2 separate regions of the Homo sapiens genome follow, and region 1 is linked to region 2. A link is an interaction called in ENCODE POLR2A ChIA-PET data of the cell type or tissue named here. Cell type or tissue: MCF 10A. All regions are shown on one strand.

Region 1 (2,500 bases), 120 kb before region 2:
GTAATCCTAGCACTTTGGGAAGACGACAAGGTGGGAGGATCGCTTGAGCCCAGGAGTTCGAGACCAGCCTGGGCAACATAGGGAGACCTCGACTCTACAAAAAAAAAAAAAAATTAGCCATGTATGGTGGTACATGCCTGTAGTCCCAGCTACTCGGGAGGCTGAAGTGGGAGGGTCACCTGAGCCTGGGAGGCAGAGGTTGCAGTGAGCCGAGATTGCGCAACTGTACTCCAGCCTGGGTGACAGAGCCAGACCCTGTCTTTAAAAAAAAAAAAAAAAAATTCATTTTGCTAGGTGTGATAACTGTATTGGTTTATACTTCTGAAACAGTCTTCTGTTAGAAATCAGTCTGAAATAATTACGGATAAAAGATCTGATGTCTGGGATTTACTTTAAAATAGTGCAGGACAAAAACTTAGAGGTGTGGGCAGGGCAGGGAAGAAGATTGGCAAAGTGTTGATAACTAGTGACACAGTGATGGATACTGAGGGCTCTACTTTTTGTGTATGCTTGAAAACACCCACTAACAAGTCTTTAAACAACTCAACAACAATAAAACACAAATAACCTGATTCAAAAATGGGCAAAGGACTTGAACAAACATTTCTCCAAAGACATACAAATGGCCAATAAGCACATGAAAAGATACTTGACATCTCCAATCATTAGGAAAACGCAGTATCAGAACCCTGATGAAATATCATCTGACAAACACCAGAACAGCTACTATTGAACAACAACAAAAAAGAGGCCGGGCATGGTGGCTTGTGTCTGTAATCCCAGCACTTTGGGAGGCTGAGGCAGGAGGATCTCCTGAAGGCAGTAGTCCAAGACCATCCTGGGCAATGTAGCAAGACCTTGTCTCTACGAAAAAATATTTTTTAAATTAGCTGGGTGTGGCAATGTGCATCTATAGTTCTATCTACTTAGGAGGCAATGTGGGAGGATTGCTTAAGCTCAGGAATTTGAACGCTGCAGTGAGCTATGATCACACTACTGCATTCCAGCCTGGGTGATGGAGGAGGAGGGGAAGGGGAAGGGGGAGGGAGTAAGAGGGGGAGGAAGAGGAAGAGAAGAACAGTGTGTGTGAGGATGTGGAAAAACTGCTGGAACTCTGGTACACTGCTGGGAATGTAAAACGGTGCTGCCACTGTGGAAAACAATATGGCAGTTCCTCAAACACTGAAAAATAGAATTACCATATGACCCAGCAATCCACTTCTGCTTACATACCCAAAAGAACACAAAACAGGGTCTTGGAGAGATATTTGCACACCTGCGTTCGTAGCAACATAAATCAGGCCTGGCGTGGTGGCTCATGCCTGTAATCCCAGCACTTTGGGAGGCTGAGGTGGGTGGGTCACTTGAGCCCAGGTGTTCAAGACCAACCTGAGCAACAGGTGAAATCTTGTCTCTACAAAAAATAGAAAAATTAGCCAGATATGGTGGCATGTGCCTAGAGGCACAGCTACTCAGGAGGCTGAGGTGGGAGGACTGCTTGAGCCCAGGAGGTTAAGGCTACAGTGAGCCATGATCACATTACTGCACTCTAGCCTGGGCAAAAGAGCGACATGCTGTCTCAAAAACAAACAAACAGACAACAGAAACATAGCAGCATAAATCACAACAGCCAAAAGGTGGAAGTGTCTATCAACAGATACATGGATAAGAAAAATGCTGCATATACATACAATGGAATTTTATTTTATTTAGTCTTTTTTTTGGGGGGAGGGAGGAGATGCAGTCTCACTCTGTCACCCAGGCTGGAGTGCCATGGCGCAATCTCGGCACACTGCAATCTCTGCCTCCTGGGTTCAAGTGATTCTCCTGCCTCAGCCTCCTGGGTAGCTGGGATTACAGGCTCCCGCCACCATGCCCGGCTTATTTATTTATTTTTGCGATGGAGTCTCACTCTGTTGCCCAGGATGGAATGCAGTGGTGTGATCTCGGCTCACTGCAACCTCCGCCCCCTGGGTTCAAGCGACTCTCCCGCCTCAGCTTCCCAAGTAGCTGGGATTACAGGTGCCTGCCACTGCACCTGGCTATTTTTGTATTTTTAGTAGAGATGGGGTTTCACCATGTTGGCCAGGCTGGTGTCAAACTCCTGACCTCAGGTGATCCACCCACCTCGGCCTCCCAAAGTGCTGGGATTACAGGTGTGAGCCACTGCATCTGGCCTGGAATTTTATTTAGTCTTGATCTGACACATGCAACAACACAGATGAACTCTGAGGGCCATTAGGGTAAGTGAAATAAGCCAGTCAAATACTGACGATTTCACTTATATGAGGTAGAACAGTCAAATTCCTAGAGACAGACAGTGGAATGGTGGTTGCCAAGAGCCTGGGGGAGAGGGAAAGAGGGAATTGTCCAATGGGGATAGAGTGTTTTAGGAGAGGAAAAAGTTCTGGAGATTGGTTATACAACACTTAACATTAGTGAATTGTACACTTAATGATCAAAATTGTACACTTAAAAATGATCAAAATGGTAGATTTTA
Region 2 (2,500 bases):
AAAAAAAAGGAATTTTCACTTCAGTGGCTGCCCTTGGGTGGGCACTCCTATGGGACACAAATATCTTCACAGTCTGTGCAGAGACTGAGAGGCCCATCCATATGCCTCTCCAAGCTTCCTTGTCATTAATCTTTCAATCTTCTTCCTTCCACGTACTTGACCATCCACCCAAACCATTAGCAACTGCCCATAAATTAGTATAGATCTATACTTCTGGCCACTTCTCCCTCCAGGCATACTGGACAACTAAATGTGCAGCATGAAATTCTCTTTTTTCTTTTTGAAACAGAGTCTCGCTCTGTCGCTTAGGCAGGTTGCGGTGGCACAATCTCAGCTCGCTGCAACCTCCACCTCCCAGGTTGAAGCAATTCTCCCGCCTCAGCCTCCGCAGTAGCTGGGACTACAGGTGTGTACCACCACACCCGACCTACATGAAGTTCTGACCACTGCCCTGTAGGTTCATCCCTAAGGGAGGTTGTAATGCTGCCATTGTCCACTTTCGAGCGGTACCAGCATGATGTACAGACTAGCTGTAAGCCAGGCTCAAGTTTATAATTATTTTTTTTGAAACGGAGTCTCGCTTTGTTGCCAGGCTGGAGTGCAGTGGTGCGATCTCAGCTCACTGCACCCTCCACCTTCTGGGTTCAAGAGATTCTCCTGCCTCAGCCTCCCGAGTAGCTGGTACTATAGGTGCCTGCCACCATGCCCAGCTAATTTTTGTATTTTTAGTAGAGACGGGGTTTCACCATGTTGGCCAGGATGGTCTCAAACTCCTGACCTCGTGATCCACCTGCCTCAGCCTCCCAAAGTGTTGAGATTACAGGCGTGAGCCACCACGCCCAGCCAAGTTTCTTCCTCATTTCACTGGGCATAAGGAACATGCCAGAGGAAAAGTTTGGCTTGAAGTCTAGGAACCAATGCAACAGAGGTTAGTGTTGAAGGACTCTGACCTTGTTAATGGTAAAGCAGCTTCAAAAGCCGGCACGGTGGCTCAACGCCTGTAATCCCAGCACTTTGGGAGGCCGAGATGGGCAGATCACGAGGTCAGGAAATCGAGCCCATCCTGGCTAACACGGTGAAACCCCGTCTCTACTAAAAATACAAAAAATTAGCCGGGCGTGGTGGTGGGCACCTGTAGTCCCAGCTACTCGGGAGGCTGAGGCAGGAGAATGGTGTGAACCCGGGAGGCGCAGCTTGCAGTGAGCCGAGATCGCGCCACTGCACTCCAGCCTAGGGGACAGAGTGAGACTCCGACTCAAAAAAAAAAAAATTTTTGGCTGGGTGTGGTGGCTCACTCCTGTAATCCCAGCACTTTGGGAGGCTGAGGCGGGCAGATCACCTGAGGTCAGCAGTTCAAGACCAGCCTGACCAACATGGTGAAACCCCGTCTCTACTAAAAATAAAAAATTAGCTGGGTGTGGTGGCGCATGCCTGTAGTCCCAGCTACTTGGGAAGCTGAGGCAGGAGAATCTCTTGAAACCGGGAAGCGGAGGTTGCAGTGAGCTGATATCACACCACTGCACTCCAGCCTGGGAGGTTGCAGTGAGCTGAGATCGTGCCCCTGCACTCCAGCCTGGGCGACAGAGTGAGACTTCGTCTCAAAAAAAAAAATTTTAAAAAAGAGCAGCTTCTACTGCAGCCTCCTCTTACCCTATTGCCTTCTCTTGCTCTGGTCTCCACTCAAAGCATGCAGCCTTCTGGGTGATTTTGCAGATGGGTCAAAACAGCATACTCAATGTTGCCTCCCAAATAAAAAAACCTACCGACCATTGTACTTCTTTCTTTGTGGTAGGTACTGCAACTTGCAGCAACTTGTCTTTCACCTTAGAAAAGATATCTTTCTTGGCCGGGCGCAGTGGCTCACGCCTGTAATCCCAGCACTTTGGGAGGCCGAGGCGGCGGATCACCTGAGGTCGGGAGTTCGAGACCAGCCTGACCAACATGGAGAAACCCCAGTCTCTACTAAAAATACAAAATTAGCAAGGCGTGGTGGCGCATGCCTGGAATCCCAGCTACTCAGCCGGCTGAGGCAGGAGAATCGCTTGAACCTGGGAGGTGGAGGTTGCGGTGAGCCGAGATGGTGCCATTGCATTCCAGCCTGGGCAACAAGAGTGAAATTCCGTCTCAAAAAAAAAAGAAGAAGAAAAGAAAAAATATCTTTCTTTCTTGCTGGGTGTGGTGGCTCATGCCCGAAATCCCAGCACTTTGGGATGCCCAGGCAGGCGGATTGCCTGAGCTCAGGAGTTCGAGACCAGCCTGGGCAACAAAGTGAAACCCCTTCTCTACTAAAATACAAAAAATTAGCTGGGTGTGCTGCTGTGCGCCTGTAGTCCCAGCTACTTGGGAGGCTGAGGCAGAATTGCTTGAACCCCAGAGATGGAGGTTGCAGTAAGCCGAGATCATGCCACTGCACTCTAGCCTGGGTGACAGAGCGACACTCCATCTCCAAAAAAAAAAAAAAAAAAAAAGTAGAAAAGATATCTTTATTTCCCTCCCTCCC

Evidence for each region. ChIA-PET counts read pairs that join two places held together with the same protein. Peaks named below come from ENCODE experiments on the same cell type or tissue, not always from the same donor. Only the 100,000 strongest peaks of a DNase experiment are listed, where the experiment ranks them.
Region 1: POLR2A ChIA-PET joins it to region 2 with 5 read pairs; 5 of 35 experiments call an interaction of 5 or more read pairs at or near these places.

The regions. Positions count from the first base shown.
Region 1 is chr19:36,041,050-36,043,549 of GRCh38, forward strand. The region is part of intron 1 of THAP8 (THAP domain containing 8); the gene reads right to left. The region is part of intron 3 of LOC101927572 (a long non-coding RNA gene); the gene reads left to right. Among named protein-coding and RNA genes, the nearest start is that of CLIP3, 9.4 kb to the left of the region's middle. In MCF 10A, no CTCF peak of the experiment used is centred here; a DNase peak (open chromatin) is centred at 972.
Region 2 is chr19:36,163,544-36,166,043 of GRCh38, forward strand. No RefSeq gene overlaps it. Among named protein-coding and RNA genes, the nearest start is that of COX7A1, 12 kb to the left of the region's middle. In MCF 10A, no CTCF peak of the experiment used is centred here; no DNase peak of the experiment used is centred here.